2 separate regions of the Homo sapiens genome follow, and region 1 is linked to region 2. The links are chromatin loops, found by intact Hi-C in ENCODE. Cell type or tissue: K562. All regions are shown on one strand. Each heading gives the region's core, and the rest is flanking DNA. Links, peaks and the distances in the headings are about the cores only.

What was found. Peaks named below come from ENCODE experiments on the same cell type or tissue, not always from the same donor. Only the 100,000 strongest peaks of a DNase experiment are listed, where the experiment ranks them.
Region 1: it touches region 2 in a loop (1.8-fold over the local background); 4 of 110 quality-filtered maps call a loop at or near these places.

Annotation. Positions count from the first base shown.
Region 1 is chr1:89,532,154-89,544,237 of GRCh38, reverse strand. All of the region lies in intron 1 of LRRC8B (leucine rich repeat containing 8 VRAC subunit B), which reads right to left. Among named protein-coding and RNA genes, the nearest start is that of LRRC8B, 13 kb to the right of the region's middle. In K562, for the core only: no CTCF peak of the experiment used is centred there; DNase peaks (open chromatin) are centred at 2,428, 3,527 and 5,777.
Region 2 is chr1:89,694,870-89,706,953 of GRCh38, reverse strand. The region is part of intron 2 of LRRC8C (leucine rich repeat containing 8 VRAC subunit C); the gene reads right to left. Among named protein-coding and RNA genes, the nearest start is that of LRRC8C, 68 kb to the right of the region's middle. In K562, for the core only: no CTCF peak of the experiment used is centred there; DNase peaks (open chromatin) are centred at 3,203 and 5,013; H3K4me3 peaks cover 240 bases.

The DNA.
Region 1 (12,084 bases), core at 1,244-9,243, 160 kb after region 2:
AGAATCAAAAGTGTAAACTACTGAACAATAGCTTCCTTCATTTCCCTTCCCTTCTCATGAAACCCTACTGCACACACCAAATAACTATGTATTCTTACACCTTGTTCTGCATAAACAGACATTTATAGAGATTTTAAAAATCATCTGGGCGCAGTGGCTTATGATGGTAATCTCAGCACTTTGGGAGGCCAAGGAGGGAGAATCACTTGAGTCCAAGAGTTCAAAACCAGCCTGGGCAACATAGCAAGACTTCATCTCTACAAATAATTAATAATAATAAAAATTAGCCAGGCTTGGTGGCATGCAACTGTGGTCCCAGCTACTCAGGAAGCTGAGGCAGGAGGATAGCCTGAGCCTGGGAGATCGGGGCTGGAGTGAGCCATGACAGTGCCACTGGACTCCAGCCTGGGCAACAGAGCAAGACCCCAACTCAAAAAAAAATGGCCAGGGATGGTGGCTCATGTCTGTAATCCCAGCACTTTGGGAGGCCAAGGTGGGTGGATCATCTGAGGTCAGGAGTTTGAGACCAGCCTGACCAATGTGGCAAAATCTCATCTCTACTAAAAAAAAAAAAATTAGCCAGGGCTGCTGGCATGTGCCTGTACTCCCAGCTACTCAGGAGGCTGAGGCAGGAGAATCACTTGAACCCGGGAGGCAGAGGTTGCAGTGAGCTGAGATTGTGCCACTGCACTCCAGCCCAGGTGACAGAGCAAGACTCCAACTTAAAAAAAAAAAAAATCAGTTTTTCAAAACTTAGATAATATTAGAATAAATTTTTTCTTGTATAATAGATTGTTTTATAATAAGAAAACTACCACTCACTGGCGTTTGTTACCTTCATGCACAACAGAAAAAGAATCAAAGAAGTTTTAGACTCCTAACAAATGAAATATGAATTTATACCTTAGACTTATGTTACTTTGAATACTTTGAGTATTGTTACCCATGATGACCAATTAGCATAAAAGACTTTTCAAGGTTATAGTCTACATGTCTCAAAATATACATTAAAAATGTGAAGGGCCATAGTTTTCTTTTACTTGTCTATTTACTGAATAAGGCTGAATTTCAGAAAATGTGAAGATTGAACAAGTTTCAGGCTATAACGAAAATTTAGGGGCTTTTGTGATCTGGTCCTGAGACAGCTATAATTTTTTCTATTTTGTCAATAGTGCTTTTATTAGATCAACAACTATGCAAGTCTAATTTTTCATCATTAAGTAATTTGACCCTACTTTAAAAATTACCAGGAAAAAGTAAATTTAAGTCTAGTTAACTGAACTGACAACTTACAAAAGATAAATCAGGTGGAGCTTGCCTTAATAGGTCCCCCCAGTACATAAGACAAAACAAGTCTAGTGTGAGGACACATAGGCCCTAACAAGTAGCTGATGTGAGGTTGAAGTAGTTGAATATGCTTGTATATTATAACCATAATGGATGCCAATACTCATGATGAGATAACTTTATGTTAAGTATTTTTATAAGTGCTTATATAAATTATTTAAAACTCTCAACAACCCCATGAGATTTTCTCCACTACAGATTGGCAACTGAGACAGTTATGTGACTTATCTAAACATGCACAAATAGTAAATTCATAATAGTAAAACGAGCATCAATATGAATATTCTTCAAAGAGATCTCTGAGAAAAATAAAAAGTAGCTTAGCTCCATGGAATGAACAACAGGCTAAACATGGATTCATTCATTCATTCATTCATTCACTCAGTCATTCAGTAAATATTTAGTGGCTGTTATGTGGTAAATGGCCCTGGAGAAGCAACAAAATAAACAAAACCCATGATGTCCTCAAACAGGTGCTATCTCTACCTCATGGAATTTATAGTCTGGTGACAGAGACAAAGATTAAACAAATCCTCAGTTATTTTATTATAATCACAGTAAGTGCTTCAGATGCTGTGGGGCAGGTAGAGGAACCACCTTGAAGACTCTGAAACTCATAGGAGACTGAGCCACTGTGAGAACTGAGCCAGAGAGCTCAAAAGCTTGCCCTAGCAGATGACACTCTTCTCTAGTCCCTTAGCTAAAGGTAGGTGCAGAAATAAATAATAACCAAGATGTCATGAAAGCAAGACATGTTCAAGGCCAGGAGGTCTCTGTCTAGTTCCATATTTTTGGTACACGAGAGTAGCCTTGGGTTTGTGTTCAAGTTTCAAATGCTCCCAGGATTTTACAACTTTTAAAGGTAAAAGCCATATATTACATTAAAAAATTTTAATCTGTGAATTAGTCATTTAAATAATATAATTTGTACATTATATCAAGAGAACAGTTACTAAAATTATCAGGAAAATTTCATTCTTGGTATAGTCAATGCTTTCTGTTCTGAAGAATGTGTGAAGGTGGCTACTTCAGGCATGTGGTAGAGTAGAAGTCAGCAAAAAGATGGAGGAGACTGAACTCTTATCCTGCCTACCATCTGCCTTAACTTTAGCCAAGTTATGGAGTCTCTCAGACAGCCAGCTTTTTTTTTTTTTTTTTTTTTTTTTTTTTTTTTTTTTTTGAGACGGAGTCTCCCTCTGTCGCCCAGGCTGGAGTGCAGTGGCGGGATCTCGGCTCACTGCAAGCTCCGCCTCCCGGGTTCACGCCATTCTCCTGCCTCAGCCTCCCAAGTAGCTGGGACTACAGGCGCCCGCCACTACGCCCGGCTAATGTTTTGTATTTTTAGTAGAGACGGGGTTTCACCGTTTTAGCCGGGATGGTCTCGATCTCCTGACCTCGTGATCCGCCCGCCTCGGCCTCCCAAAGTGCTGGGATTACAGGCGTGAGCCACCGCGCCCGGCCAGAAAGCCAGCTTTTTAATTGATAAAAATAGAAATAACTCTACCTGGTCTACTTTCTATGTTCACAGTGATGACAACATCAAAAGTGATGGGAACTCTCTCTGCCCAGGAGGTTTTAGAGAACAGCAATCCATGAAAGAATAAGCTCCTCACAAATACAACCTCTATTCTCTCTAGGCCAAGAAACCTTACCCAATGAGCCCATAATTTTTTAGCTTTCTGGAAGACAATGAGCTAAGCTGCCTGGAGGGATTACCTGGTTTCAGCAAACCTCTCCTGTGCAAAGTGTCATTATTCTTCCATAGAACAAATAGTACTTCCCCCAAATCTTTTCCCATTTCCAGTCAGAAGACATAAATGTTTAGAAGCTATAATTTAAAAAGTTGTGCTAATATAAAGCACACTCACTGGTAACCTGAAATTTGACAATTTGACCCCAAATCATCTGGTTCAAAACTTAATCCACTCCTTCTCTGAAAAAGTTAGAAGCTATAGTAAAACTAGTAAAATGTCAGTAATCACAGTTTGACTTAAGTAATTACCATAGGATCTTCTGATAAAAGGAAATAGAATATTTAATCCTATGACTTTTTTCTAAACTAACTTTTCTACTAGTCTCCTCTACTTCATCCCACTGCCCTACTTGGTCTCGCAATATGATCTCTCTCATCTTCAGCACACCCTCCACACAGTTGCCAGTGTTACTTCCCAAAACTAATCTGATATAATCTCTCAAAACCTTCCTTGGGGCTCCTGGGCTCTTCCTGAGGAAGCTGTATGCTTTGTATAGAGATATAAATGTATCTCCAAGCTCACCCCTGGCAGAGGCTGTGCCACGGTCAGCACTGGCTGTTCCAACTCCCACTCCAATGCTCTTGTTCTTTCATTCGTGTCACAAAGGGGAAAAGCTGACATGACTGGGGAAGGTTACACTGTGTGGGTTTTTTAAAACTCAAAGCGTGGGGTTGATTCAGACATATTTTCACATCACTGTTAGGGCCATTACAACAGATAACAAAATTGGCAAAGTATACTTCTTTTGCTCGTCAAGTAAAAAGAAAAGAGCCACATAGGCAAAGAAACAAGAATTTAGAGGTAGAAGGAGTTTCAGGCCCTCATACTACAATGTAATGGACACATGGATCATTCAGCTTCTATAGCTCCAAATATTTGATTCATGTATCACAACTTATATTCTAAACATAGTATTATTTTAAAACTATACAGGTCCCTAAACATAAAAATATAAGCAACATAAAACTTAAAAAATAATAAACTTAAAAATAATTGTCCAGGTGATGGAATTGAGTAGCTGGAACACTTTATTTAATCTTAGGTAATTGATTAAAGATATCCAGAAATGATACGTGAAGATGTAATAAATAAAATAATAGACATGCATGTAGAAGGTTAAAAACAATTTATGGAAAATTTCTCCTGGATCTTATGGAAAGCTAACTTTCACAATATCTGCTGAATATTTAATTATAATTCTAAAACAAGCACAAAATAAGCATGCATTAGCTGTTCAACTACTTATTTTTAAAAGTTCAATGGCCCCAATGGCCAGGAGCAAATATTGCAAGTTATTAGTAATCCAGATTTATTTTTATTTAATTTAAAAAAAATCTAACATAGGCTAAGTACCTTGAAGTGGGAGAAACCTAGCTGATAAATCTTTCTATTGAAAGGTTAAGTTGAACAATGCAAAATCAAGCAAAAGGATCAATGACTGGTGAACATTACAGCTGGCTTGATTCCCTCCAATGGAATATGCTTCAGCAGAAGTATCTGTCCTTTGCAATGTGTTGTTTCTGTGGCCCTAATTTCTATATTACACTTTCCATGCAGACTCCCATTAGTCTTTCTTCACCTTCATGACTCCTGGGTAGAATAAGGACTGATAAAGTAAAAGACGATGGGAATTGTAGGGTCCAAATCAGCCCATAACCCCAGTCCCTATACCCCCACAATGTTGGGCTGGTCCAGTTCTATCATCAGTGAAGAAAAAGCAACGCCTGAAAATCCTAGATCTCTTTTTAGCATTGTAAACCATGTAGGAGATGCTTATTACATCTGCTTTGTTCTCTATTTCTATGGTGCCTGTCACCATAGTAACAGGGCATACAGATGAAAAAGTAGGCTAGAAATACCCAAATATGGGGGGCGGAGAGGGCAATATGGGGGAAAGGGCCTTTCACTGATTAGGAAAGAAAAGGCTAGAATTTCTTCTTTCAGAGTTGTCAATGCATTAAGGGGTAATTCTAACTAGAAAAATAGGTTTTCTTTGCCTTTAAGAGAGCAACAATAGAAAATACCCTAAAATGTCAATAAATATCAATGTTTCTAGGAGGTAGTCTTGCTAGGCTTCTGAGATTTTAAAGCCAGATGTATTAAAAACCTTGAAGGGGCTGGGTGCGGTGGCTCACACCTGTAATCCCAGCACTTTGGGAGGCCAAGATGGGTGGATCACCTGAGGTCAGGAGTTTGAGACCAGCCTGGCCAACATGGCGAAACCCCATCTCTATTAAAAAATACGTAAATTAGCCGGGTGTGGTGGTGGGTGCCTGTAGTCCCAGCTACTTGGGAGGCTGAGGTAGGGGAATCGCTTGAACCCGGTAGGTGGAGGTTGCAGTGAGCTGAGATCATGTCACTGCATTCCAGCTTGGGCAACAAAGTGAGGCTCTGTCTAAAAAACAAACAAACAAACAAAAAAAAACCTCGAAGATGCTAATTTAAACCTTTAAACAGCATCTAGTTTTGGAAATGACATACTCATGCTGCAGTGTGGATGACTGCTACTTAAAATATTTAGTTACTTTGTAGTACTAAAAGTTGACACATCCGTTAAGGAAGTGTGGTTGGGAAGATAACTTACTACAATGAGTATTTCCCTAAAAGTGACAAGTTTATCTTCCAAGTCTCTGTATAAAATGTCCCCAAAGGAAATCACTGGGGTTGGGGTGGGGGATGACAGTCACTTCACTCTAAGGGAGTCACTGCTTCTATGAAAGAAAGAGGAACATTCTCTCCTGTCTACTGGTTCAGACCTTCAAAGGCACTATCAGTTCCTAACTGTTCTTTGCCATGCCAAAATTTCATCTATAAGGAAAGAGAAATCTTCCCACTTCAAGACCTCTGTTTCTTATTTTGCTTTTTTTCTCTCCTGCCACCAGCCAGAGTTCTCCTTGCTCATAATTTTCTAGGACATTTGGAATACCTGAAATGTTCTTTATCTTGTGATACTGGTCTCCTGAGTAGCTGGGATTACAGGCTCCAGCCACCATGCCTGGGTCCAAAAGAGTGGTATGTTCTAACCATGCTCTTTCAGAGTGAAGTTTCTTTCAGAGTAAACAGGACAAGGAGCCCTACCAGCCACATACTTGGGGAGGTTTTACTCTGTGTAAATAAAAATGATGCATGTCTTAATCCATTCAGGCTCCTATAACAAAATACCATGAACTAGGGTGGCTAATAAACAACAAACATTTATTTCTCACAGTTCCAGAAGTTAGGAATTCTGAGATCACAAGATGTCAGCAGACTTGGTGACCAGTGAGGTCCAGTTCCTTATAGATGGTACCCTATTGCTGTATCCTCACATGGTGGGAGAGGCAAACAAGCTCCCTCCAACCTCCTTTATAAGAACACCAATCCTGGATAGGCGTGGTGGCTCATGCCTGTAATCCCAGCACTCTGGGAGGCTGAGGCGGCTGGATCACTTAAGGTCAGGAGTTCGAGACCAGGCTGGCCAACATGGTGAAACCCTGTCTCTAGTAAAAATACAAAAATTAGCCCGGTGTAGTGGTGTGTGCCTATAATCCCAGCTACTAGGGAGGCTGAGGCAGGAGAATCGCTTGAACCCAGGAGGTAGAGGTTACAGTGAGCCGAGATCATGCCACTGCACTCCACCATGGGCAACAGAGCAAAACGCTGTCTCAAAATTAAAACAAAACAAAACAAAACAAAAAACACACCAATCCCATTCATGAGGGCTTTGTTTTTACAATCCAATCATCTTCCAAATGTCCTACCTCTCATCACTGTCACCTTGGGATTAGGTTTCAACACTTGAATTCTGCTGGAACACCGACACTCAGACCATAGCAATGCATACACAAAATAATCAGGAGAAACACTCTAGCTACTTGCACATTTTGTTCTTAAGCGACAGGGTCTTGCTATGTTGCCCAGGCTGAAATGCAGTGGCTATTTATAGCATGATCGTAGTGCCACAGCCTTGAACTCAAGCCTCAAGCCTCCCCTACCAGACCTGGTGTTACTTACACATTTCAATAGAAAAAGCAATAAATGACTTTGTGATAATCTTAGGTCCTTGATTCAGTCACTAATTAGTTGTGACACAGTGGAAAATTTTTACTTTGCCTTTCTCAATCTTAGTATCTTACCAGTTAAAAGAATGACTGAAATAGAACAGGGGTATGAGCTTGAGGATTCTAAGGATGATTTCAAGGCATGTTGAAATTGTACACACATGAGTATGTGTGTATTCTGGGAAAGACCTTCAAGTATATCTATAATATAAAAAAGTTAAAAATTAAAAGTACCCTCTGAGGTTTCTTTCACACAACTTGGAATACCATGACTCGAATCAGCTTACTCAAATAAACTCAAAGTTTGAACTCAGACTCAGGTGAGCATCATACTCGGTATCAAAAGTGCCCACCCCAGAAATGCTGTCCCTGATTGTATACTACCTAATCCCCAACAAGAACCATTCTCTAGTCCTTCACTCTGTTTTACTGTTCTTCATAGCACTTTATTGCATGACATTACACCTTGCATTTGCTTATTTCCCCTCCTCTAGCATATATGCTTCATGCAAAAAGGGTTTTTTCTGTTTTCTCTGTTGGATTTATTCCCTGTGCCTGTAAACAGTGCCTGACACATATTAGCTGCTCAAAAAAATGTATTGAATGAAAACTCTAGGGCCTGCTAAGAGCCATGCACTCTACTAGGTATTTTATGAAATTATCTATCTCAATCTTCATACTATCACTTTAAGGCAAGTTTCCCAATCCTTAGAGATTTTTCTAAAATAATACACCTGTGAAAAGGAGCCAGGCAATAATTATAGAAAAAGCTGCTTTATCAGGATTCGAGTGCCATATCTGCTGGTAACTTTGTGGTTCACTTACATAAGCCACATATCCCCTGAGGAACTCAGTTTCCATGTTTGTATCATGGGGATAATGCTTGTCCCCTCTACTGCAGGTCATCAGGAGAATAAATGTGAATATAAACACTTAATATGTTAGCATTGATGGGCAAATGTCTATCATAGTAAGTGATGTGTTGGGTGGGGGTTTCTGCAGAGATTTGCTACAAGTTGTTTTGCTATATGAAGGCAAGAGAGCAGCGGACAGCTATACAGTACCCTCTTACACAGGAACAGAACATCCAGAAACCCAGAGGGCCCCAGGAAAGGCTCCGAACTCAGTAAGGTGATGGCCAGGCCCAACTCCAAACTGTTGTCCTCTCCCTCTCAATTGCATTTATTTGTAAAGAAAAAAAAAATCCCAAATCTAGCTTAGGACCAAACCTTCTTGCATGCTGGAATTCACAAACTCTTCCAAGAAATTAGCTTTCTTGATAAAATGCTTAAGCATTTTTTTTTCCAGTGGGATTAAGACTTGTTCTTAGAAACCAGTCACTCACTCACCCAGATGACTGTCAGTCAAGCGGCTGGTTATCTTTAACTAATGTTCTTTTTGTATCTAGTCTAATAATGGGTATCAAAGAATTGTGTACAATTTCTTACTATTCTAGGTGAGTTTGTACATTCTTAAAATGGATGACGGTAATTAAATCAATTTGGTATCAAATTAGTTTCTACTAGGTATATTTATAAAGGTGATGTTCTTTTTTGTTATTGTTGTTTTTATAAAAGAGGGTCTTGCTCTTCGCTGCTTGTCACCTTCGCTGGAGTGCAGTGGTGCTATCGTAACTCACTGCATCCTTCCACCTCAGTCTCCTGAGTAGCTGGGATTACAGGCTCCAGCCACCATGCCTGGGTCCAAAAGAGTGATATGTTCTAACCATGCTCTTTCCCTATCGGATATCCCTGTGTACACCAAGGGGGAATCTTTAAATGGGCCTATTAGGGACCTAACAGTTGATAGCTAATTTGACTGAAAAATTTTCTTTAGCATCCAAACCAGTGATCTTCAAGCTGGGGTATGGGGTTTTGGGAGTCTTATTGGGAGTAATTGACAATGTGGTGGAATCTACTTCTAACTCAATTAACCCTGCCTAAGAGGACCTCCTTCAAAATACATACTGCCCTTCTGCTGGCTCTTTCCAGCCATATTCTTTTTCCCCTTTTCAAATTCACCCTTTTACTGCAGCAAAAAAGAAAGGCAAACATCTTATTTCTCAGGAGTCCACTTATGGTGCATTGCCTTGGGGTGTAAAAATCTCCAGGCCCCAAGCAGAAGGCCATTTTGAAATACCCATAGGATTACAGATACTGACAAAGTGAAAGACTTTCAGGCCTGAGAAAAATCCTTTTGGGAGTCAGAGTAAAGTTTCTATTTCTTTGCTTAGATCAACACTGGAGGAAGACCTAATCAAATGTCAAGCAACAGAACATTGAAAAATCGTTTCTGTGATAAATCACTAGATATCTTTGGGCATATAACTCAGGGGTTTAGAAGATAGAATGGAATTATACTGACTTCATTCCCATATATTTATATGGCAAGATTTCTTAAGCACTTCCATTTAAAAAGAAACACTTGCTTTGATTACACGTGTTGTTCTGGTCAATCGTGTACTAGTGAAAAATCATAATAACAATTCAAAAGAAATGTTTTTCAACATTTAGAGCCTTATTGTCACAAGCACTTTTTAAAAAACAAGTATACTGAGTGTGTGTGTGTGTGTGTGTGTGTGTATGTCACAAAAGACATGATAATGAAAAACTTTCAATCATAACAGTGTTACACTGGGATTAAGTTTTACAGAAGAGGAATAAAATGAGTTCCATGAGAAAAAAGATCTACGTAAAATTCCTGACTTTTCTAAAAGAGCTTATTTATACGTTTCTTAAACGGATGATGTGAGATATCAAATCACTTTGGTATTTAATTTAACTTCCATTGGGTACATTTAAAAGAGTGATTTTTAAAACCCAATAGTTATAATAGAAATGTGACTGTCTGCAACTATTCAAAATTATGATGAAAAATTTCAGACATTAACTTTAAAAATATATGAGAACAAGTCGTTTTTCAAAATCGTTTTAGAGGATACTCAAAAACATTCAGAGATACTGTTATAAACTACTTGAAAGCCAAGAAGAGCCTGTGTTAACCACGTAAAATTTTGACTTCTAATAGAAAGCCAAAGTCAGGATTATTTCATTGAAGTACAAAAGCCATTTCAAGCATCCCCTACAAGTTGCTAAATCTGGAACTCTGAAAACAGTAAATGTTCAATAAACACTAGCTCATAGACAAAGTACTTTAGCTATTCAACTGATACCTATCAACAGCATGTATAATGTACCTTGTTACTTCCAACCTTCAAGGAGATATTCTTTAAAATTTTATGCAAATACCAGTCAAAAGTACGTTATTGAAATGAAACCCTAGACTAGGTAATAATTATGCTAATTGTATTCCCTAATTCTCTCCTGGATATCCACTGCATGCCCACGGTATGCCATGTACGAAGTCTGGCCCAGGAATCCCAGGAAATGAACAAAATATATTATTTTTCATGAAGAAGCATCCAGGAGGAGGCCAAGCTGTTCTCTAGCCTAGGTACTATGATAGGTATAGCTTAGAAGCAGCACAGAAGAGGGAATGAGGAGCTGTGGGGGTGAGAGGCAGACAGAAGGTGTCAGGAAGGGTCTTTCAGAAAAGGTATGCTTTAATGGAGCCTAGAAAGATGGTTCTGTGCTTGTCAAGAGGATCCCAAACAGAGGGAAGGAACAAAGCTACGGAATGAAGCCATCTGGCTATCTAGAACCTTCCTCCCTGTATTGCAAATAGTTTAGGACAGCTGGTGTATGGGGGTATGACTGCACACTGTGTCCATGGGACATGCACTGGGGACACAGAGATGACAGAGTGGCAAGAGATGAAGCTGAAGAGCTGCAGAAGCCAGACAAAGGAAGACTTTCTCACATGCCACACCATGGTGTTTGGACTTAATCCTGGGGCATAGGGAGCCATTAAAGGGTTATTAAACCCAGGCAATTATGGGATGAGATTTGTCTTTTAGAAAGATTACTTTCTGCAGTGTGGACAATAAATTTGTAGGTGATGCTGGCAGATAGACTATGCTCAAGACTACAAAATCATTATCAGTTAGAAGATAACTGGCAGTGTTCCTGGAAGACTCACGGCAGGAAAGGGGCTGTAGAGGAAGGGCACTGATAGAAGGACCTGAAGGCTATAGACTCTAGACAAATTGGTTACCAATCCTTTAAGAGGACTGTAGGGAGAATAAAGCAAGGAGAAGCCCAGAGTGAGTTCCAAGAAACTTGGGATACATAACTGGGTAAATAGTATTGCTGTTGGCAAAAATACAGAATCTAAAGGTGAACAGCAAATTCTGAGGAAAGTATCTTCAATCCACTAACTCCAGGCCCTCATTTGTTCTGTGAGGTAGGTGGCATGGACATTATTATCCCCATTTTATGACTAATTGGTGTATTAGTCCATTCTCACACTAATGAAGACATACTCAAGACTGGGTAATTTATAAAGGAAAGAGGTTTAAATGACTCGCAGTTCTGCATGGCTTTGGGTGGGCCTCAGGAGACTTACAATCATGATGGAAGGCATCTCTTCACAGGGTGCCAGGAGACAGAATGAGTGCCCAGTGAAGAGGGAAGCCCCTTATAACACCATCAGATCTTGTGAGAACTAGCTCACAATCACAAGAACAGGATGGGGGAAACTGCCCCCATGATTCAATTATCTCCACCCAGTCCCTCCCACGACACGTGGGGACTATGTGAACTACAATTCAAGATGAGATTTGGGTGGGGACACAGCCAAACTATATCAATGAGGTAATATTATTCACCCACTATCACATGCAGCGGTTTTGGCACGTTTACTACACACCAGGCTTAAGAGCAGTTAAACAAGGGAGACAAAGTTCTTGCTTTCACAGAACTTATATTCTGGTGGGGGTGAGGGGAATAGAGCATAAACAAGCAAACAAACAATAAACCAAGGTTTGAAAGACTATGACGGGAACATGGGTAGGGGGTATGGGTACTTTACCTAAGGTGGCCAGG
Region 2 (12,084 bases), core at 1,401-9,400:
AAATGGATTCACTAAAATTTGGATTCTTCAATTCTGATCTGCAAATCATCATGTTGAGAAAACACAACAGCTATTTTTGAAAAGATAAAAGAGGATCTTGAAGATCCTTCCTCAATTCTAAGGTCAATGAAATAAGCTGAATTTCTTGCTTTTGCTTTCTATGGGGGAGGGGAAGGGTTTCAAGGGAAGCATAGGCCAAAATTCAAGCTTCCTTAAAAAAGAAACAACCCATCCAAACCTGCCTGAAAATGCTGTTCGAATCTAGGAAGAGAAATCAAATGTTTTAAATGGTAACAATCAGATTTAGAGATGCACTGTAAGTGGAGTATGTGCATGCTCTATTGCATACTGAAATACCTTGAATGGTCAACGTGAAATTCGGGCCTTTTAATAGAAATTTTCACTATTTTAAGTCATAATATTTATGGCTACATTTTTGTATGATGTATGTTATTTAAGTCTTAGTCCTTTGTTAGAATCATTAAGACACATCAGGATGACACTTATTTAGGCAGTTGCCAGAAAAGTATGGAAGTGAAAAAGCAGAACCCACCTGTGATAACTAGTTGAAAAGGTACCACATTTGCATGAATGAGACACCAAAGGGCTGAGGTTAAAACAAAATAAAACCACTTAGCTTCAGAGAAACTGCCTGAAATAACAAAGAACATATAAACGAAGGCAGCTTATCTATTACATGCCAGACATGTAGAACATAAATGCTGAATTCTGAGTGTGCCTCAGGAAAAGTCATTCTGCAGTAGTATCTACTATATGTCAGTTGTTATATTTGGGATACCAACAAGAACAAAAAGCCCTTCAAAGTCAAGCACAGGAATGAGACATATAAATCAGTAATTAGTGTGATAAGTGCTCAAATTTGTGCTTGTCTTTCACGATAAACTTTATCATCAGATTACGTAGATACAGGAAAAACAACCCTAGTAGTATTTTTATTGGGATCACTTTATAAGTTAAGAACTGACATGATGTTGATTCTTCCTCCTTATGGTGTGTGTTTTCACTTGTTTGCATCTAATTTTGTGCCTTTCAAGAGTGTTTTACAGTTTTCTCACATAGATTTTGTGCATTATTAAGTTATGTCTGTCTATGTATTTTATTTTTTTGCTACCATAAATCTGTCTTTTAAAAAAACCATTTATTTATTTATTTTTGAGACAGGGTCTTGCTCTGTTGCCAGGCTGGGGTGCAGTGGCGTGATCTTGGCTCACTGCAACCTCCACCTCCCGGGTTAAAGAATTTTCCAGCCTCAGCCTCCTGAGTGGCTGGGACCACGGGCCTGCACCACCATGCCTGGCTAATTTTTGTATTTTTTTGTAGAGATGGGGTTTTACCATGTTGCCCAGGCTGGTCTCGAACTCCTGTGCTCAAAACGATCCACCCACCTCAGTCTCCCAAAGTGCTGGGATTACAGGCATGAGCCACTGCACCCGGCCAAAACATTTATTTATTTATTTTATTTTATTTTATTTTATTTTTGGTTAATCCCTAAATTTCTTTATTATTATTATTATACTTTAAGTTTTAGGGTACATGTGCACAATGTGCAGGTTAGTTACATATGTATACATGTGCCATGCTGGTGCGCTGCACCCACTAACTCGTCATCTAGTATTAGGTATATCTCTCAATGCTATCCCTCCCCCCTCCCCCCACCCCACAACAGTCCCCAGAGTGTGATGTTCCCCTTCCTGTGTCCATGTGTTCTCACTGTTCAATTCCCACCTATGAGTGAGAATATGCGGTGTTTGGTTTTTTGTTCTTGTGATAGTTTACTGAGAATGATGATTTCCAATTTCATCCATGTCCCTATAAAGGACATGAACTCATCATTTTTCATGGCTGCATAGTATTCCATGGTGTATATGTGCCACATTTTCTTAATCCAGTCTATCATTGTTGGACATTTGGGTTGGTTCCAAGTCTTTGCTATTGTGAATAGTGCCACAATAAACATACGTGTGCATGTGTCTTTATAGCAGCATGATTTATAGTCCTTTGGGTATATACCCAGTAATGGGATGGTTGGGTCAAATGGTATTTCTAGTTCTAGATCCCTGAGGAATCGCCACACTGACTTCCACAATGGTTGAACTAGTTTACAGTCCCACCAATAGCATAAAAGTGTTCCTGTTTCTCCACATCCTCTCCAGTACCTGTTGTTTCCTGACTTTTTAATGATCGCCATTCTAACTGGTGTGAGATGGTATCTCATTGTGGTTTTGATTTGCATTTCTCTGATGGCCAGTGATGGTGAGCATTTTTTCATGTGCAAAACATTTATTTTTAACACAGAAGGTAGAGTCCTCCCTTTCCCTTTTCCTATCCCCATTGCCATTCCTTCATGAGCCCTGATAAGTTTGGTGTATACCATTCCAGATCTGTATCTGTGCATTTACATGTATATAATACATAAACAAATAAGATCTTACTATATGTATTGTTCCTGCACCTTGAGTTTTTCTCTTTCATGGTATGTCTTGGAGATGTTAATAGATTGGCACCTGGAGATCTACTTCATTCTAAGTGCCATGGAATTACATATTGTGGATGTGCTATAATTTACTGAAGACATTCCCATGATGACATGCATGTAGGGAGTTTTGCTACTAAAAAGTGTGTTAGTCTCAAAAGGTTACATACTATCTGATTTTACATGGCATTCTGAAAAATAGGACAGAGAGATGAGGACATAGAACAGATCAGAGGTTAAAGGCTGAGGTTGGCGGGTTCATTGCAAAGGTCAGCACCAGGAATTCTTTGGGGTGTTGAGATTCTTCTGTATCCTGTTTGTAGTGGTGGTTACAAGAACCTGTGCATATTAGAAAACTCAAATATATACCTTGTTTAGATAAAGAGTGTATTCTTGAAGATGGGAGGGCTAAATGCTATCTAATATTAACATTACGCTACCAGCTTTTTTGGGTATTTGTGTTATATTATCTTTTAATCTCTATTTTTACTCTTATAATTTTTTTAGGTTTCTGCCTTTTGAATTTTTAAAAATCCAAACTAATCACCCTTTTCTTTTTATAAGTGAACTTAATCCATTATTTTGCTCACTCATATTTGGATATTTGGACTTATTTCTAGATTTTTCATTTTCATTTATACTTTTCCCTTCTCCTTCCTGCCTTCTGCTGCACTGCTCATTTTTTCTCTATCTCCTATTTCCCACCCAACCCCTTCTCAGCTGGTTAGGAAGATAGCGACTGTATTTCTGTTCTTCTAGATGTTATCTATAATTTCTTAAAATGTACAGTTAAAATTTTTAGTATCTCCACACCACTTCCAAGAATATGTTGTAACTACCCACTGAACTATACCAATTTGTTGTTCCCAGAGTTTGTTTTTGCTTTCTTTTGAAACTTTTTTTTTTTTTTTTACAATCTGTACTTGATTGTGTTTGTTTATATATTTATTAAATTATGAGTCACTAGTTTTCTTAGATCCTATAACTTCTCCCTGGGTTCATTTTCCTTTTGGTTGAAGTATACACCTTAATAACTCTTAATAAAAGTCTGTGGATAGGAAACTCATATATCCTGTAAGACTGACAATTCCTATATTGCTTTCATTCTTCAGTAACTATTTGGTAAGTTATACAATTCTGTTTTGATAGTAATTTCCTCTCAGCATTTAAAAATATTATTCCATTTTCCCTGGCTTATATTTTTTCTGATGAGAAGCTTGCTGTCAGTTTGTGTTATTTAGTGCGCAATCTATCTTTAAGGTAGCTTTTAAGATTTTACCTTTAGTCTCAGGATTTTCTGCAGGTTCACTTTAATTTTGAATGTATGTGGATTAATCCTACTCCATATCTGGAGCTAAGGACTTGACTTTCTTTAATTTTGGGAAATTAAAGCAAATATTTCTTCAAATATTGCTCCATCCTTTCTTCCATTTTCTTCTACAACTCCTCTGAGATGTATGTCAGTGTCTCTCAGTCTGTCTTTCATGAGCGTGTGTTTTGATTCCTGTCTTTCTCTGTGCTGGGCTCTGGGTAAACTGAGAACTCTTGTTTAATTCATTACTTCTTTATGCTACTGAGTACAGTCCAGTTATTCTATCTGTTGATATTTTATAATTCATTGACTTTATTTCCAAGATTTCTAAATTTGTTATATCAGCTCTTAAGTCATATCTACCTACTTTATTGATTGATTGATTGAGACAGGGTCTTGCTGTGTTGCCCAGGCTGGAGTGCAGTAGCATGATCATGGCTCACAGTAGCTTCAAAAATCCTGGGATCAAGTGATCCTCCCACCTCAGCCTGCCATGTAGCTGGGACTACAGGTGTGTGCCACCATGCCTGGCTAATGAAAAAAAAATTTATTTTTTATTTTTTAATTTTTATTTTTTTAGAGATAGGGTCTTGCCATGTTGCCCAGGCTGGTTTTGAACTCCTGGGCTCAAGTGATCCGCCTGCCTCGGCCTCCCAAAGTGCAGGGATTACAGGTGTTCACCACGGTACCCGGCCCCTACTTTTTAAATGTTATGTCTTGATCTTTTTAACCACTCTCTGTATATTTATTTTAAATTCATTGTCATCTGGTTAAAACTTAATTTCATCTTGCATGAATCTGTGTTCCAACTGTTAATTTTGTTAATAGTCTTTCTTAACATAGTTTTTTTCATGTGTTCTGGGTGGTAGACGCATCCTGAGTAGGTGTATGTTTTCCACTGCTTCTCTTGAGTGTACTTTTGTGGTTTTCTGCACCCAGCCCCCAGCCCCCCAGAGTCCACCAATAGGTCTTATCATGGTATTTGGATGTTCCACTGTGATGTCAGGCCTCACAGAGTCAGTCTGCAAGACAGTGGACAGGCTGACTCAGTTTCTGGTCGGCAGGCACCTCAGATGCACACTTTCCTCTGAAGTACTGGCTCCAGCATCCAGTTAATCGCTATATTTTTTCAGCTTCTTTTTGGGAGTGAGGACTTTTGGCTTGAAACAGTGACCAGGCTCCAGTCTCTTATCTTGCTTGGTGCATTTATGGTTCCCTTTACTAGCAGGAGCTGAGCTCCTGGCTGCTACTGCTTAGTTTTGGATAAGAGCCCAGCAATTGATTCAGACCCATTCAGCGTTCCATTTGTGCTCCACAGAAACGCTCATCTTGCTTTGGGGTCTGTGTATGCATTTTTGTTATCTTTTTATATCTATCATGACTATACACATTGAACACAGGACTGTTTTGAATTGTAACACCTGTTTTACCATCTTTCGCAGATGTGTGTATCATAATACAAAAATTAGTCGAGACAAATTATTATGAAAAATTGTGTTGCTTGGGTAGTGCCACACAAGGTAAACTTATATGTCAAATTCCCTCCCCACCAGAAAGGCCGAATTTCTTTACACATGTTCCACCAACAGCATATGAAAATACTTACTTTCCTATATCCTCGACAATAAAGTCCATTGTTCTTTTTCTTTCTTTCTTTTTTTTTTTTTGAGATGGAGTCTCACTCTGCCACCCAGGCTGGAGTGGAGTGCAGTGGTGCGATCTTGGCTCACTGCAAGTTCCGCCTCCCAGGTTCACGCCATTCTCCTGCCTCAGTCTCCCAAGTAGCTGGGACTACAGGTGCCCACCACCACGCCCGGCTAATTTTTTGTAGTTTTAGTAGAGACAGGGTTTCACCGTGTTAGCCAGGATGGTCTCAATCTCCTGACCTCGTGATCCGCCTGCCTCGGCCTCCCAAAGTGCTGGGATTACAGGCATGAGCCACCGCGCCTGGCCCCATTGTTCTTTTTCTATGAACTATAATCCCCAAATTATTTCTCCAGCTTGAACCTGTTTTCTATTTTTATTTTTTATAGAGATGGGTTCTCACTGTATTGCCTAGGCTAGTCTTGAACTCCTGGGCTCAAGTGATCCTCCTGCCTTGGACCCCCAAAATGCTGGGATTACAGGCATGAGCTACCAGCTTGGACTTTAAAACACAGCTATGATTATATTGTTATAGGAAGAGGAAGTAAGAAAATTTGCAGTGTATGATAAAATAGGTGGTACCATTCCAATATGTTAACTTGTGATCCAGATGTAGTCTTTAGATTGTGTCTTATTCTTTAAAAAGACAGTACTTTAACTTGGTTATGACAGATTTGATCCAAACAGGTAGAGTGGAGCCACAAAAAGGCAAGTGGCCAATATAAGGCAGTTAAGTTTATGCTTCATCCTCCCTCCACCTCATTGATTCAAATATAGGTAGTACCAAAGATTTCTACCCTGAAGTTGATCATCTAGACTTGCCCCCAGTCTGACGGAACAAACCAAGTTTTCCCTGTTGACCTAAGAAGGATATAGCAAAATCACATCCCAAAGATCTATTCTCCAGGGATTGTTCAGAGATAAGAGCAGGCTATCCTTTACCAACAGAAACATATTGAATACCTACTATCTACTATTAGGTTGGCATAAAAGTAATTGTGGTTTTTGCCGTTGAAAGTAATGGCAAAAAACACAATTAGTTTTGTGCCAACGTAATACATGCTAAGCGTCATAGGAAAACCAAAGAGGCATAGCCAGTATTTGCTGTTCTAAAAGCACTTGCAATCTTGCTAGAGGGACATAAACAGCCACATGAAAAATCAAACGAGAGCACAAATATGGCAATATCTACAGTAAGAGCTCAGGCTTGGAGTAAGCAGGGTAGGCTTGGCGGAGTAGAAGGAACTTCACTTGGGACTTGAAGCTACTAGGTTAGAGCCTGTGGTTCCAGAGGCAGGAGCAAAAGGATGCATTTGGGGAGAGAGAGGGAGAAAGACTGAAAAGATGGAGTGTCACTCTTCTTTTCTGAGGTAGACCCATTTCTCCTGGGCAAAGGGATAGAAATAGAAGGGAAAGGAATTAATTTTCATGTCACTAAGTTATCAGTTAATGTACAAACTTGACTAAGCACTTTCCCCAAGATACAAGATGCTAGAGGACAAAGAAAGCACTCGTTGTCCAAACGCATGAGATTGATTCCCCTCATCAGTGATAGAATTAACTCTGAAAATGTAGACTGTGTTTCAAGGCTGAACTATTGAAAATATTTTAAGTACAAAAAATGTTGGTGAGAATGAGAATGAAAAGGAACTGAAAAGGCAGAGTAGATGGCTCTGAAGGAGTGAATATTTAAATGCTTTCATTCTTAGCAAATGTCTTATTCACAACTCTTGCTGTGCATTATGTTGACTATAAGCATATTTGGGGGCAATCGCCACAGGAGCACAGAAATAGACATCTATGAGAACCACACATGCTGCATCACTATCATCAGGACGAACACCGTCCTTGTCTCCAACAGAAATGGAAAAGCAAAACTGCAAGTATGTGGCATCATTTCCTGTTTGCTGTGCACATGCTCTCTTCTTTTCTTCTACTTTTTAAAAAGACTTTTTAAATTTTCTTAGAGCAGCTTTAGGTTCACAGCAAAATTGAAAGGAAGGTACAGAGATTTCCCAAATGCTCCCTACCTCCATCCATGTATAGCCCTCCCCATTATCACCAAGCTCAACCACAGTGGTACATTTGTTACAATCGATGAACCTACATTGACACATCACTGTCATCCAAAGTCTACAGTTACCTTGGGGTTCACTCTTGGTGTTGGATAAAGATTTGGACAAATGTATAACAACATGTATCCACTGTAATATCCTACAGAGTCATTTCACTGCCCTAAAAGTCTTCTGAGCTATACCTACTTATCCCTCCCCTCCTTTGTCCTTTCTAAGCAACAACTGATATTTTACTGTCTGTAGTTTTGCCTTTTCCAGAATATAATACAGTTGGAATCATACAGCATGTATCCTTTTAAGATTAGCTTCTTTCACTTAGCAATGTACATTTAATGTTCCTCCATGTCTTTTCATAGCTTGACCGTTTATTTTTTATTTTTTATTTTTAGCACTATATAGCATTCCATTGTTTGGATCATCTCTCTCTCTCTCTTTTTTAATTTCTTTTTTTTTCCACCTTCGGGACTTGTCTGAATCTCCCTTATTTTTAATGATGATGATGCTTAACATTTATATCATGGCCAGGAAATAACACACTGTACAGGGAGGAAGTTTACACCCATATAGTAAAGTGAGAGAAAAACCAGTCTAAGGCAAACTGCCAAAGTCTAAGGTATTTACAAGAGCAGAGTAAAAGGTCTGTTTTTATTAGTTGCCTATTTCTCCAACAGCAATAAGAAAGGGAAAAAAAAATCATACCTTGGCACATTTGAGGCATGGAGTGCTTGGGGAAAAAAATCCAAGGGATTGAAGAGATAAGTGCATTAAAACTTAGATTTCTGAACTTATGGATTTTCTCAGTGGTAAAGTATAATGGTACTTTTATACAGGTTTTATTAATACATAATTAAAGGCTAGTATCAAGTGAAACTCCTTGAGTTATGCACCGTGAGAAATGCCTGAGGAACATTAAATGTCACTGATAGAAAGATTAAGCACTAAAAAAGCTACAGCATATCTTAAATCATTATACAGAACAAATAACAGTATAAGGACCAGTAAGCTCTTTAAAGATAGACACCATGCTTAGTTTTCATTGCCTGGCACAAAGTAGGTACGCAATAAATATGAAGTGAATAAATAAAACAAACACTGTCCCCCATATCCCTAAGGAGGAACAAACCACAGCTAAGGCAAGCATATGCATTCATATATTCAGATGCCAGAGAACATCTGGAAATATTTGACCTCTAGCTACCTTCTTCTGACATGAAACAATTCGTTTTGCACACTCTCCTAACTGCCAAGTGATATCAGTCTAGTGATTCCTAAAGCCAGAGTTAAGTGCTAACTCATTTAAGAGACACAAAGAGAGTACCAGATTTGGGACACATGGTCTGTTTATTCCTAGGTAAAAAAGAAACCATCATATCCACATTAGAATCATGTCTACATTTTGAAATTTTGCTTAGTAAATACGATTCTCCTATCACTGTAAATATTGACATACTAACTTTTCTGAGGGTGGGAATGACAATACATACTATTAATGTTCATTTTTTTAACCCTTCATTAAACTGAAGGTTTCCAGCCATCAAGGATGCTTTTATTACCTCTATCTTGGTTGTATCCACATTGTTTTTTTTCCCCTCTTCTTTTGAAGAAAGCTTCTCTAGGCCAAACAAGGAATTACAAAAAAAATTTTTCAGAAATGAAGGGGGTGGGTGAGATTTGAAGCAGCTTCTTCTCATTCTGCTTCATGGCATTTTTCCATAAGCCATAAAGACCAGTGAATTATTTGATCCATGGCAATTTAAGATCTATGTGGAAAGCATCCATTTCAAAGTAACAACCATGTGAGAAAATTCAATGGATACATAACACAGAACATGTTTTGATTTATAACAGACTATTTGTTTCGGTTGTTTGAAGAATTTGAAATATTTATCTGTAATTATGCTCTTAAAATAATACAGGAAAAACTCTTTTTGAAGCAATGCCCAGGGACTGAAACCTCAGTTCTGTACTCAGCTGACTTAGCTCTAGAAACCCTGCAGTTTACTGATAAATCTGTGAGCAGGAGTAGAATAAAAGAAATTGGGAGAGTTCAAAGAGAAACATAAATCATCCAGATTATCTTCGATGTATGAACAGGACAAAGATACAGAATTCTAAATATGGGAAGCATGCAAATAAAACTGTTCTAAAAGGATATTTTTAAATGATTATTTTAGAAATTTACTATAATAATTGGAAAATAATTTGCTATTTATTTTTAGCAAATAAAAATATCTCCCCAAGTGAGATGATATCAACTGCCAGGTTGTGGTCCAATCTACATGAAGGAATAGATAGTGTCATCCTTAAAAGATAATATCCATAATTTGTTATGGCATCATAGAAGGCTTGCAGTTAAAGCAAGAGTCATGGCACTTGTTAGTCATTTATGTGTGCTGGATGGCAAGTGATTTTTTTTTCAATCATTATTATAATTTTTAGAAGTTAAGATTATTTGGATTCCATAAATATTAATTTGGATAAGACAGGTTCCACACATTTCAGACAAACAGGTCTTTTACCTATAGAGGGAGAATTTCATCTACGCACTTTTCCATTTTTCTGAATCATCCAGATAATGGCTGATCTCTGGGGAGAAAAGACTCTTCTTTGCTCCTCCTTACTTCTTTCTAGGTGAAAGAGGGCTTGATAGAGATGGTGACCTTTAAGGAAAAGGACTGAACTCTGGTGTCACAAGGGGTTGTTTCTCCTTGGGACCAGTCTGTTTTGACTCTCTCTTTAGAGCTTCTAAAGGGAGTCATCATTTGGAAGTCTCCCTTTTTCCTTAAAACTGATGTGACACAACAGGTTTGAAGCTGCCTCTCTCTGGGAAGTTGATGGTAGCCTAGGAGGGCCTGAAGAGGATTGTTCAGATGACCTTTAGGAAGAATCAATAATAAATCAATATCTCTCTCCCCTCTCTCTTCCTCCCTCTTCTCTCTTCCCCTTCCCCTTCCCCTCTCCCCTCTGTCTGTTCTTTACTCAGATTACCTTTCTTTGACCTGAGCACAGCAGAGATTAAGGTGTAGAAAAAGAAGCTAAGGAGTTTTTTTCAGAACTCCCTACCACACCCCCACTTTTTTTGCAGGTACGTAGATTTTTCAGAGCTTAGGCAAAGAAAGTGCTTGAGACTTATCTGAAGTGTGGCCTAGCTCACCAGGAAACTGATAATGTGGTTTAGGGCCAGAACCTTAGCTTTAATTAAATGTTCTTCTGCCTGATCTTGTCCACTATGTCTGTATAGCTCCTGCAAAGTCTTCTGGGAGACAGATGTAGGTAGCTATCAGAATTAGGGCATTTGGTCCTGGATTCAAGACCTCTCTCAATCTCTGTTTGTCAAGACTCAACTAATCACACTTATGACTATATGAAGATGCCCCAAATGAAGAGAAGGCAGTTTTTTGTTTTGTTTTTCAATTGGGGAGGATCAGAGTAATTGCCCAGAGAAGACATTTTGAGGTCTACAGTTTCTAAAGAGACTAAAAACAATACATTTCTATTTTATCACCATTTTTTTCACAATAAAACTGTAAAATGGAAGTGATGCCTATCCTGCTCATTTTATAAAACTGGGCCTCAGAAAAGCCATGTGTTTCACCTAAACTCATACTAAGAGCATATGAGAGAGCCCATGCTTTCTGTTTGAAGTTTTGGGGAAAGATTTTGTTTTTTCTCTTTAAATTAACTTGATCTAGCTGAAATTATTATTTTTTTTAAATCCAGGTTTTCTATTTCCAGTGAGCATATAAGGTTTCTTACAAGGTAAAATGATGAGATAGTTGATGGCCTATTTATTAGACAAAAGATTTTTGCAGAATTCTAAAAATATAAAATTAAGTGACTACTAACTGATATAATCATGCATACAAGTGTTCTACAAGTGAATATCACTACAACACTGTCTCAGCTTGCATTAAGCATTTTCTGAGTCCAATATCTATCACCTATAACATTTAACATCAACATCCTAAACAGTAAGTTAACATATTGAACTTAAGGTCACATAGCCCCAGCTTTGGATATCAGTGCAAAGAATCTCACCAGCTTTTAAGAACTAAAATAACTTGAGTAGGGAGATGCCAATTCTATTTTAAGATAGCTGACCCTATTACTGCCAGTAGTTCAAACACTTCTTAGGAAACTTAACATTTTGAACTTGTCATTACATGATGAAAAATGTCACTATGTATGTTCAAAAGCCTTTATATAGGGCCGGGCGCGGTGGTTCATGCCTGTAATCCCAGCACTTTGGGAGCCCGAGGGGGGCAGATCACCTGAGGTCAGGAGTTTGAGACCAGCCTGGCCAACATGGTGAAACCCCATCTCTACTAAAAATACAAAAATTAGCTGGGCATGGTGGCTCACGTCTGTAGTCCCAGTTACTCGGGAGGCTGAGGCAGGTGAATTGCTTGAACCCAGGAGGTGGAGGTTGCAGTGAGCCAAGATTGAGCCACTGCACTCCAGCCTGGGCGACAGTGAGACTCTGTATCAAAAAAAAAAAAAAAAAGTCTTTATACTTTTATTAGAAACAGGAAGTGCTATTATAACAAAAAAGCTGGGCA